2 separate regions of the Mus musculus genome follow, and region 1 is linked to region 2. The links are chromatin loops, found by intact Hi-C in ENCODE. Cell type or tissue: heart. All regions are shown on one strand. Each heading gives the region's core, and the rest is flanking DNA. Links, peaks and the distances in the headings are about the cores only.

Region 1 (5,000 bases), core at 1-5,000, 1.0 Mb before region 2:
TAAATTACATAAAAAAATTTAGTGGCATGGACTCTGAAGTGTGCTGCAGAGCATTTTGGAATAATATGAAATGGTCACTTGGGGAATAGGGGAGTGGAATCAGAATCATCGTGATTGGCATCAGTGATTACCAATGTGAGCCCAGATAGACACTAGAGAGATTCACAAGCCTTATGTATAAAACTGAATATAGATGTAAATGTGTGTATACATGCATTTAGTTAAGCACACTGTATAAATTCATTCCCAAGCTCTACCCTCTGACAAAACCTAGAGTCCCAGCACCCACAGAGATACGAGTGTGGCTCATGCCAGGTCCTATCTCCTACATATCATCAATCAGCAAATGAAGAAAGACTTCTGGAAAAGTGACAAATTCCAGGGATGGCTTAGGCAAATATATGCCTGAAAACATAATTATACCAAGGAATCAGGCAATTTCTGCTGAATGACCGCTACTTTCCAGATTAGGACTGTCTGTGGCACCAAACAAGTAACTCAATATAACCTTGTGACAAAATTAGGAATTCAAAAGTTCAAACTAATATTCCTGACAATAAATATGAGGGGAGAGCAAGCACTTGCATGTTAACCCATGTAGGAGGTTCATAGAACTCTCAACATCACAAGTTGACAGCTAGATACAGAAGATAATTTGAAGTGGAAACTTTGCTGATTAAACTTAATGAAGATTAGTTTGTTAATGGTTTCAAAATAGTTCTATTTATTGTAATATATATACATATATAGAAGGATTTTTGGTAGACACCAGTCTTATCAAGTGTTCCCCAAAATAAATCTCAAGCCTAAACGCTGTCAGGTAGATGTGATGAGAATACGGCATGAGGTCACTCTGTTCTCCCAGCAGAGAAGATGCTAACAGCACTAATCAGGTCATGAGGAAGATACTGAGGCATTTTTTAAAAGACACCCTTTTTAATCTTTCAAAACCCCTCAACTTTGAATGATATAAAAAGCTTGAAGAATTACAGCAGCGTTGAACTGGACTAAAGGGACCACGTGCACACACTCGCACACACACTCAAAGGAGTTTTGGGGACACCTGCTAAACCGCTAAGATCTGGACTTACAGTAAACCCATCTGTGCTGGTTTTTTCTAATGATTATGTTAGCAAATCCTCTGTGAAAACACATATTATGTTTTCATGAGAAACATTAACTTTTAAGTTACTCTAGGAACCTCAAAATCATTATAGAGTCTTTTCAAGTATTTTGTAGATTTTTATGTCACTAAATAATGAAAGACACATGGGGAAAGTATCAGAGCAAAGACAAAACTACCATCAAAAGTTCTATTCAAATTCTTTTTAAATTATTGTTTTCTGTTTTTTATAATGGACCATATCACCTGAACATGATCTACTATACAAATAAAATGCCTTTTATTTTCTGCACAAACTGTCAAACTGTTTGACTTCTTCAAATTGAATTTGTAGCCAAATCTGTATGTAAGGGATATTTCATATTATATTAGTATACATTCCCTTTAAAATCTAGGAAGATTCCATAGCTTGATTGGCCATGTGGGTGGAAAGTAGAAAAAGTTGTCTGAACCTTTATCCTTGTGACCTAAGCTATTGAATGGCATATGACTAGAGAAGTAGACACTGGAAGCTATGGAAAACTGGCCATTTCAGACACCACATTAGAACCAAAGTTCCAGATTAAAGAGAGATCACTCAAAGAGAGAGAGGCCAAGGCAGTTTAAATAGAGGGCCATCTGTGTCACTGAGGTCTCTCAAGATGAAGTAGGATAATGTGTAGCTACTAGGAAGGGAAGAGACCTTTGCCATCTTGACAAGTCTTCAGGAATGGTCACATTTCCTAAGATTATATAGGAAAGGGGACAAAAACGCATGAGTACTCAGGCCATCTTAAGTCTGTCATACTTCTTGTCATACAGAACACTGCTATTCTAAAAACAGCCACCAATAAATGCAGCAGTGCATTTATTTTATACAAGTGAATTTAGGAGGTACATTTATTGTATATAGCTGACCAAGGAGGCATGGTTACCTAATATCAGAATGAGTTCTCTATAGAAAAGCAACCTCAGGCAAACTCAGAAGGAAGTTGCCACTGATAAATTCTCTATATATAATGGTCAATTGTTCCTAAACACTCATACTTGAAGCAGAGGAAGGCTCTGCCATAGCTTTGAGCCTCAATTGGAGAAGATTTTGTTATGTACATGTATCTTAATGAAATTGGGACCCTTGACATGGATGTATGCACCCTGACAACACACATTTACTCAGGACTTCACCCATTCATGTGATAGTTGGTGGTATGTCAACTTGACCCAAGCGACAGTCCTTTTAGAAGAGGTAACTTCCATTGAGAAGATGCTCCTATGGGCTTGTTATATCAAGCTGAACATCAACTTCAATCACTGCTAACATATCCTCCTTCCACAGACGTCTATTTGATTCTTTTTTTTTTTTTAATTGGATAATTCCTTTATTTACATTTCAAAAGTTTTTCCCTTTCCAGGTCTCCCCTTTGGAAACCTCCATCCCATCCCCTCTCCCCCTGCCTCTATGAGGGTGTTCACCCATACACTTACTCCTGCCTTCACACCCTGGCATTCCCCCACACTGGGGCATCAAAGACACTCAGGCCAAGGGCCGCTCCTTCCACTGATGTTCAACAAGGCTCTGATACATAAGCGGCTGGAGCCCTGGGTCCCTCCATGTGTACTCTCTGGTTAGTGGTCCAGTCCCAGGGAGCCCGCCCGAGGGGTCTGGCAGGTTGACACTGTTGTTAACCCCAAGGGTCTGCAAACCCCCTCAGCTCCTTCAGTCCCTTCTCCAACTCCTCCATCAGGGATCCATGCTCATTCCAATGGTTGGCTGCGAGCATCTGCCTCTGTATTTGTCAGGCTCTGAAAGAGCCTCTCAGGGAGACAGCCATATCAGGCTCCTATCAGCAAGCACTTCCCAGCACCCACAACAATGTCTGGATTTGGTGACTGTATGCCCAGGTGGGGCAGTCTCTGGACAGCTTTTCCTTCAGTCTTTGTTCCACACTATCTTCATATTTCCTCCTGTGAGTAATTTGTCTCCCCTTCTAAGAAGCACTGAAGCATCCACCCTTTGGTTTGACTCTGGCTGGCTGAGTATTCATTGCAAAGTGGTGCACAGACAATATGTGTCAGAGCTGAATCATGGGTGTGGCATCAGAGCTTCATCATAATGGTTCTCTTCTCTGGTTTCTGTTATGTCTGTAGCTGCCTTATCATGCTCTTCTCTCTGGAAGTTAGCAGAGTTAGGATGATTCTTCATTCACAGGCAGGAAAAGCAAGTAGCACTGAAGCAGTCTCTATGGTTTGCATATGGTTGAGTAACCTCGACCTTGGACCAGGATTGGCAAAGTGTAATCACAGATAACCAAACCCTGGAAGTAGGTTTAAGGAGCTAATACGAATGATGTTCTGGCTCCTTAGTAACTCCTTGCCTTGAAACCCCCACCAGACATTCTTTCACAGCCTTTTCACATAGGACTTGGCTATGTGGAGTGTGAACCTTAGTTGCAACTGGCCTTAAGCTTTGATGGCTTACATTACCAGCTGTAACTCACTGGCCCCAGCAGAGTATTTAAGAAAATGGCTTCAGAAATGACAGAATCCAGCTGGATCTAGTTTGTCACTGAAGGAGACAAAGGCCCTAAGGAGAGAGCCTGGGGCCTCTAGCCTCCGTGTTTTGACCCCAATCCTAGTTTAATCTAGGGACACTGAAATAAGCCATATCAAAGACCTCACCTTCCCTGCCCCATCCCTAAATACTTCTAAAGAAATTTAAATAGCTAAAAAGAAGAAAGGTAAAAAGGCCATGGATTTTTTTTTTTTTCTGGTTTGTTGGGACTCAGACAAAAGTCCCTTAAAGTGAAACAGAAAGGAACGGAAAAGGCTGTTAAGAGGGACAGTGACATCAACCTTAGCTGTTACAAGCAAGGAAAGAAAAGGAAGAAAAGGTTGGTTTTCCCCATTAATTTGTTAAATGTATGTCCCAACATTGCCCCCTTCTCCTCCCAGTGCCCCCTTCCACAGCTCTCTCAGAAGGGGAAGCCCACCACCACAGATTTCCTCTCCCTGGCACATCAAGTCACTGCAAGACCAGGAACATCCTCTCCCATTGAGGCCAGGCAGGACTCCCAGAGAAGGGATGAAAACAGCAACCACTCACAATAATCTCCATCCCAAACTGCCTACAAAATGTGTAAGGACAAAGATGGAGTAGAGATGAAGGAAATGACAGCTCAAGCAATGACTGAGCCATGCCATGGGCAAGGTGTTTTGTTTTTTGTTTGTTTGTTTGTTTGTGGGAAGAGGTGTCTGTAGTTCCTCTTGTCAGGTAAAAGGGCGGAAATGAGAGGCCGACTATGCTTTCCTCCTTTGCTACTGACTAAGATGCATCTCTAGAAAAATGAGGCCACGACTAACACCAGTAAAATCAGGCTTTGACATTACTGAGCTGAGCTCAGTCTACATTCTGGATAGGTAGGGTTTGTAGCAGGATCTGGGACGTTTCAGAGTCACTGAATAGAACCCTAAGGAACCATAGGCTCTGGCTAAACCAACTTGACATTTGTGCTGAAGACAGGCCAGGCCTAAGCATAGGGATGTACAATAAAGACTTGGGGTCAAGTGATCGTTCACTTTCTGAAAGTAAAACTACAGATAAATTTTTAAGTGGAAAATAGTCTCGTTTCATTCTGCTTAGGTGGCAGAATCCTAGAATAGAGCCATTCCAAGTACATTTTCTTTCTTTTTTTTTATTAATATTTTTTATTACATATTTTCCTCAATTACATTTCCAATGCTATCCCAAAAGTCCCCCATACCCTCCCCCCCCCCCACTTCCCTAAATTGGAAAAGAGGAAGTCAAAATATCACTTTTTGCAGATGATATATAAGTGACTCCAAGTGCATTTTCTTATTTGGTAAAACTGCTTTACTCTTTTTCTTCTACGTGGTAAAA
Region 2 (8,074 bases), core at 1,611-6,610:
TGTTGTTGTTGTTGTTGTTGTTGGTGGTGGTGGTGGTGGTGGTGGTGGTGGTGGTGGTTTTGGTTTTTGTTTTGTTTTTTGAGACAGGGTTTCTCTGTATAGCCCTGGCTGTCCTGGAACTCACTTTGTAGACCAGGCTGGCCTCGAACTCAGAAATCCACCTGCCTCTGCCTCCCAAGTGCTGGGATTAAAGGCGTGCGTCACCACTGCCCACCCCCTTTGTAATTTATACATGTCAGCTGTCACCTTTCCCTTCAAGCCTGTTTTCTAGAAGAAACACCTGTACATTTATCACCACACAGCTGGAGGTATAAGTAAGACAAAATGTATTTACAGGAAATATCATTATAGCTGGTAATAAAACAGCGCATGCTCATTTAAGCTTTATCATGCAACTCAGAGTCTTAATACCAGACCTTACTTTTTTTTTTTTAATGATCTTGGAAGAGAGGCATGGCGGCTCATATTTGTAATCCTAGCACTCAGAATGCTGAGGCCAAAAGACTACTATGAGCTTAAGTCCAACCTGGTCTTCATAGTTAAGCACTGGGCCAGTCAAAGTCATAGAGTGAGACCCCCTTTCTCTTCCAAATTCCCAAATGTTAGATATGGAAGAGACGGGGTGCATGAGGAAAATATATGATAAAATTCTCAATGAACTCATAAAGAATTGTGACAATGGCAATGATGATATGATAAACAGCAGACTTCGCTCTTCAGACAACTTTCCTAAAGTCCTTTCAGGGTTCCTCAGTGTGACCCACTGCACCAACACCTCCATAGAGTGTACTAGCACATAAAATGATTAAAGTAAGCCTAGGATACAGTCAATGATTAGTAAGCAGTATCTGTAATCGTACCTCGAAGAACACCACCTGCACTTCACAAGGTATATGTCCTTCCTCCACACCATACACAGAATGCCTTCACCTATTCTGCTTGTGAAATAATAGTAAATTCACGAAACGGGTCTCTGGCATTTTAAGAGTTCTACATTTTCATTCCAATCTTATTTGTGCCATCCTAAGCTACTTCCCAGAGAGTTGGGATTCTTTCTGGATGTGTTCTTTCTGTGCCCGTGCCTTTGGGAAAAGCACACACTGGGCTGTACCATGGACGAGGCGAGATGTGCTTCATACTTCATTCCTCAGGACCCTTTTCAAAGCTGAGAGGATTTATCAAACACCCATCATTAGACAGTGGAAGGTCAAGGACTGGGGCACGGTATTTCTTACCCTTGGCATTACATTCTGGGCACATATCACAGAACCAAGGCAAATGTGCATGTGCAGTAAATGGACAGGAATGTTCTCAAGGAAGAATGAGAGATCTGCCTGACACCAGGCATTCACTGAGTCTCCATACCTGAGGGCAAGAAGGCTGGAGCCAGTTCTCTGCTTACTGGCTCCCGGATTTCTAATGGGTTCTTTAGCTGTTTAATTATGCTCAAATTTGAATCAGTTAAGTAGAAACTGGGATAGAATATCTCTTACAGCAGTCACCTTTACCCAAGAATCTAATTTTATTTAGTGACATTAGATCGCAGCCCCAAAATATTAAGTAGAAAAGTCTACAAAGTCATGTTTTAAGAGTATTTATAGTATTTTTATATTTGTTCTATCTTATTAGTAGTATCACTAATCTCTCTGTATACCTAATTTATAGGAACATACACAGAGGAACATAATGTATAGGAAGAAACATAGCACACACAGGGTCCAGTACTGCCTGTGGTAATGGGTATCCAGAAGGGTTCTGGGATCAGGTATCATGCTTGTTTTGAGATTGAGATAAAATAGCATGTGTGGATTATTTTGCATACAATAAGTGAATAAAAGAAACCATTCCTGAAGAAGTAAGTCTCAGATGCCCTTGGAGAGCACTGTTGAGGAAAGTGAGGAAGTTGTCCCTCCAGAAGATGCTGATCTGAGCCTCTGATCCCTGAGAACCATGAATCTGTTGCTAGTGAGCAGCAAGGCCCTCTTCCAGCTTTAGCGACCTCAGAGCTGATGAAGAGATGATCATTTCCTCCCAGAGTTGTTTTGTTCTCTTTCCAAGACTTAGAGCAACTGCTGGCTCAATAGGAAGCTCTCTGAAGCTGAGTCAACCTTCACTCATCCTAAGAGGTGACTCACACACCAGTGTGTGGTCCACAAATGCTATGGGGGTGGTACCTCTCCAGAGGCTGCTGATGGCCCTGTCTGAGTTGTTTGTGATCACAAACTCCTCATCAGCAGACAGGAGAACAGATGCTCTAATTAAGTTCTCATACCATCGTGTCCCGTCTGTACTCCTACAGAAGCAGAGAGGCAGCCACGGGCTTTATGGAAACATGAACTTGGGAGAAAGGGGGGGGGGGCATTTCTCCCATTCTCTGACCTTCTTTTGAAGTCTGGCTACGAGTCAGAATGAGATGTGGAAGACCTGAAAACTTGTATTAATCATGTTGTGGTAAAGAGAATATGATCATATGACAGGGAATTTTGGAAGTTGGGGCAATTTCAGGGAGGCAATCTTGTATTGCCTCAAGCTTCACATCACGATAACATTTTATGAAGGTTTAAAAATGATTAACTTATTGTTTTTCTGCTTCTGCCAATATACAAATACTTTATGGGCACTAGACCTTATTCCTCACTTTTACTAGGTTTGCCCTGTGAAGTCTGGCACAAGCCATGTAGTAAAAAAGTTGAGTCTGAATCTGAGTCTTAATTTTCTTTCAAAAAACCACAAGGATGCTCTAACCCTGGATAATGTACTCAAATCGGGGTCTGAGGCCAGAGGTGGTCTGTAGTTGTCAGCATCTTGTTATCAGTGACCTGCAGAAAGTGACCATTGGGAGCTTCCATAACAGCCGCCTTTTGCCAGAAATTTTTTTTGTATTTTTATGAGTATTAATTAGTAGTAGCATTTTTAAGATTTAATTAAAATGTCATCACAGTCTGAGAACCATTAATGCTGTCATCCCATACAGATGTGCTCCAGCCTGTAATTATTAAAGTGCATGTTGTTTTATTTTAATACCTTCCTCAGGTTTTTCTTTTATTATCATATTTCAGCCTCATTTGTGTCACATGATCTCCATTTTGTTATTCTTATTCATTTTTCAGTGCTGAGCACACAGGACCCTAGAGCCTGTGCATGTGAGCCAAGGACTCTACAAAATGCTGTGAACAGACAGACTCAGCCCTAGGATTTAGTGGACATGCTATGAGTTTCAATCAGAATCGCAGAAGCACAGTCCTGGGAAATCCCATCCTCCCACTGTGTGGCAGGTCCCTTGCTCTGCTCTGGTTCTACAGTGAGAACACTCCCAGCATGAGCCTCTCATTGAAAGCAGCTTCCCCCATCTAGTGAGGTGCTGTGGTTTGAATGAGGAGAGTCCCCACAGTCTGGTGCCACAGGACCTTTGAGAAGTGAGTCCCTGGAGGCAGTCCTTGAGGCTTTATGACATGGCCCTGCTTCCTGGTCTTTCTTTGCTTCCTGAGTGTGTGTGCAATATGACCAGCAGCCTCCTACTCCTGCCACCATGTTTTTTCTGCCTTCTGCCATGTCCTCTCCAACATCATGGGCACATCATCATGTGGAACAGGAAGCCAAAGGAAGTCCCTTTTATGTTAAATTGCTTAAGCTAGGGCACTTCATCAAATCAATAAACAATGGACCGGGTCATAGGCAGCTTGCTAAATACTAGCTCAGAGCATATATTGGACTAGTAAGGTTGTAAAAACTATTTTCCAAGTTTACTAGTTCATAGGCATTTACAGAACCGAATTTTATATTCTGTAAGTGAAAATTATGTAATTTTGAGTAGTTGTGTAGTTCACAGAAAGAAACCAGGACTTTTGAATCAGAAATAAATGGGCTTGAATTTTTTAAGCTATTGACTAGCAAGTCAAGGCTTGAGGGAAGCAAAAATTTCTTCACCTAAGATGGAGATAATAACATCTCCCCTGAGTTCTTCTGAGAACCACATGATATTTAAAATATGCATGTAAGATCAAACTTCCAAAGACAATGAGCTGCTCTTCTCTGCTCTTCTGTTTCCGTGATGGAAGTTCTGTTATGGAAATTAAACATGCTACTCTCTTCACTTCCTCTCATGGAGAGAAGGAAGCTAGTCCTCCTCTTCCACCCTACACGAGTCAGAGACTTTCTTGACCAACCAAATGGAACAGAAGTCATGCTTGGGGAATGGCAGAGCTAAGTCATAAGAAATACTACTGTTTTCATCTGGGTCTCTAGGGAAATCAGCTGCAGGGGAAGGCAGCCGCTGTGTAAAGGACTGACTACTCTTAGTACTTTATGTGTGAAAATAGAGAAGCCAGTGGGAGGACGATGCCAGCCATGCAAAGCAGCAGTCATCCCAGACTCCTCCACTAGGTGGTAAGCATGAGGGAGACATCTTCAGAAGATGCCAGAGCCAAATGCCATCTCTACAACTTCTGCAGGAAAGGCCCTGAGGACTTCCCAGCTAAACAGCAGTGTGGAGGGGTATATGTTTAAACTAAATATTTTATATTTAGCCGAACCAAAATTTTAGTCTAATTTATTGAATTCTGTTTATTTGTTCACTTAGTATTTTTTTTTTAGATTATAAATTTCCAATTTGTTTCATTTTGGTCATTGTATTGCTTCTAATTTTTTTTTCTACATAGGCCATAGAGGGATAATAGAAAGCCTATTAGGAGAAAGATATTGCATTTTCTTCCCATGGTGATGATTTTAATTAATTCAAATTTCTTAAAACATAGTGGCTAAAATATACAACATGTCAAGGTGTATATACATGTGTAATTTTTTTTTAAACAGTAGTATGTACCCAGAACACTCGCTATAGGAAAAATGTTGGCCCTTTAACATAGTTTTTCCTAGAGGCAAGTGTTACAGCACTACCTCTGATAGCCCTGAACTGTCCAGAACAAGGATTGCTGTTCCCACACAGATAGATACCCTCCTTTGCCATTGTGCTACATGAGAATATGTGTCTACCTCTCCTTCAGGAGGCAAGTGGCTGTCCTCAGGAAGGGCAGCTTGCCACAGTGATCTTGCCTGGGACTGGATTATTTATGCCCAGGGAAACCAATTTTGCCTCGGATCAATGGTACATTCTCAATTCAACTCTGATATTTTCATCTTCTTCTCTTTGGTTCAGTTGGTTCAGAACCAGCCAACTGTTGGGCACACTGGGGCAGGTGCCGCAAGGAGCCCCTGGGCACCCTTAGACCTCTCAAATACAATGGCAGAATCAGTTACAGGCTCCAACTTTCCTTATGTTCTTGCTCATATGTAACTCTTGCCCATATTGAAAATAGCATGTTTAATTTCCCCAAACTTACACACAAGTCAATGATTCAGTGAATCATTGCTGGGAGCCCATTGCTGAGCCATGGCCTGTGGTAGACACCTGGGCTACTGCTTGCTTATAAATAAAATACTTTCAGGCCTAAGAGTGGGAATTGTAAGTTAAGAATGGGATGGACAATGATCAGGTCATTTCAAGAATGATGATGGGTTAGTAAATGACCACGTCACCATCCAGGGGTTTAGTCGTCCTCGCTGCAGCCTGTGAGAGCAACATTGAAGTTCTGTGTTTTACATTTGGGAAACATGAGACAAAGGAGCTTTTGGGTATTGCTGAACACCCAGCTGGAACAAGGCAGAGCCAGCACTAAAAGTTTATTTTCTTAGGCTAACTCTGCAACCCACACTTTCAAGAGCCCAAAGTGGTAACCTTTACACTCTTTTTGTATTTCCTCAAAATTTACGTTCTTAAAATATTATGCCACTACAAAATCTTAGCCTCCACTTGAGTCTTCATATTTTGATATTAGTGGGGAGATAATAAGCTTATTGAGGTGGCTCCAAAGATAAGACTGTCCTGAGAAAGGGAATTCTCATGTTAAAGACAGGACTGAATTCCCAGAGGCCACTTCAGAACTTGTTTCATTCAAGGACCCCCCTCCCTCTGTTCCAGTTTCTGTACGTTCTATAAGACCATCTTCATGGCTGAACTGTTCAATCTCGGCGATCGGAGCTTAGAAGAACCGCAAAGACTATGTACTCTGTACTCTCTGTACTGGTATATATTGTCAACTTGATACAAACCAGGCCATTTGGGAAGAGTGCACTTCAAGTGAGAAATTGCTAGCATCAGTTTGGCTTTTGGGGAAATTTTCTTGATTAATGATTGCTAAGGGAGAGCCCAGTTCGCTATAGGTGGTGCCACCTCTGGAAACATGTTCCCAGGTGGTATAAGAAAGCAGGCTGAGCAAGCCAGGAAGCAGTGTTCCTCTGTGGCCTCTGGTTCAGCTCCCACCCCCAGGTTCCTGCCGTGAGATCCTGTCTTGGCTTCACTCAAGGTACTGTATCCTGGGATATGTAAGCCAAATAGACTCTTTCCTCTGAGCTCAGATATAAAAAGTACCTGTGCCCTGCACCAACTCCTGGCCAAGCTTTTTCCACTTCTATCACCTTCAGTTTCTTCTGTAGCATTTCATCCTTCCAAAAGACTCCTGACATTCTGCGTAGTGAAACTGAGGCCTAGCAAGCACAAAAACACTGGTCCCCCTTATGTGTGGTTTCAGCTGCCAGCAGTCAACTGAATTTCTGATATACAGAATTCAAAACTAGACAATTCACGGTTTTTTCTTTTTTGGGAAACTTTTCTATTAGATATTTTCTTTATTTATATTTCAAATGTTATCCCCTTTCCTGGTTTCCCCTCCAAAAACCCCCTATCCCCTCTGTGGAAAGCTGTGCACAATGGCCATTACAAGATGGCGCTGGCTTCCTCAGTGCCTAACTAGTAAGCAAGCAATGTGCGCAGGTGCTGGAGTAAATTCGTGCCAAGTCACTGCCCATCTCGGGACGTAGGAGTGGGGTGATGAGCGAGCAACTAATCAGGAGCTGACACGTCACACGGAGGGGTATTTAAGCAGCTCCTTTTTCCGGGTTCGGGGTCTTCCTGAGAAGTAAGCAATAAAGCTTTGCCCTAGAAGGATCTGGTTGTCCGAGTGAATTCTTGCCAGCGAGATACTAGCTCGGGCGAGACCCCTCCCCTCTCCTCTTGCTCACCAACCCACCCACTCCAGTTTCCTTGTCCTGGCATTCCCCTACACTGGGACATCGAGTCTTCACAGGACCAAGGGCCTCTCCTCTCGTTGATGTGACAATTCATGTTTTAGGTTGCACGTGACTGAGGGTGGCAGAATCTTGTACCGTCCTCTTCCATTCTGCCCAAGCATGAATCACCCCTTCATCTAACATTTCCAAGCTGTGTATGCTGCCTACCCGTGGGCCACTCAGTAACACAGCATTTCTGCACTGTGTATATAGACTATCTGCCAGGGGTCATCACACATCAACTGTGGTGATAAAATTCATCTTAGTTAGTAATCCCAAAGTGCAAATGTAGCAATCAGGATGTTCAGATATGTCAGAGAGTAGCCATAAAGCCAAGAGAAGCTTGTTTGAAAGGCAAGGTAAAACTCTCTCTCTCTCTCTCTCTCTCTCTCTCTCCATGGGGGACATAGAACCTACCTACCCCATGAAAGGAACACTACTATGCTTCCTAAGACACCCTAGCACCAAATTCAAAGCCAGAAATCCAGATGCTGCCTTTCATTCTACCACCACCCACTCTTCACTCCAGTAAGCGTCCCCTTTCCCACACTGCGAATCTAAATGCTGCGATTTGAACAAGCCAGAAATAGAAAATTCAAAAGAGAAAGTGAAGCTGGGTTAGTGGAATGTTTTATAATCCTAGCTGCCAGGAAACTGAGACAGAGGATTGTGAGTTCAAAGTCTACCCTAACTACAAAGAGAGACTGCTCTCCCGCCCAGAGAATTAAAAAAAAAAAAAAAATTAGTCCCTGTGGTGAAGTAAGGGTGTGGGGGTGTGTCTCCAGTGTCCCCTGGGAGGTATGTTAGATGGCTTGGTCCCACCTTCCCAGGGTCCTGGCAGTCTTGGCCCCAGGCCCAGATGGGAAGATGAAGAGGAATAAGGGAGGAGGGAGCACGGGGCTAATAAAGTATAAATACTGCACCCCAGGCATCAGAGCCGTCCAAGTCT

The links. Peaks named below come from ENCODE experiments on the same cell type or tissue, not always from the same donor. Only the 100,000 strongest peaks of a DNase experiment are listed, where the experiment ranks them.
Region 1: it touches region 2 in a loop (6-fold over the local background); 6 of 42 quality-filtered maps call a loop at or near these places.

The regions. Positions count from the first base shown.
Region 1 is chr4:96,029,621-96,034,620 of GRCm38, reverse strand. No RefSeq gene overlaps it. Among named protein-coding and RNA genes, the nearest start is that of Cyp2j13, 45 kb to the left of the region's middle. In heart, for the core only: no CTCF peak of the experiment used is centred there; no DNase peak of the experiment used is centred there.
Region 2 is chr4:94,995,648-95,003,721 of GRCm38, reverse strand. The region is part of intron 2 of Gm12694 (a long non-coding RNA gene); the gene reads right to left. Among named protein-coding and RNA genes, the nearest start is that of Gm12694, 21 kb to the right of the region's middle. In heart, for the core only: a CTCF peak has its summit at 4,381; no DNase peak of the experiment used is centred there.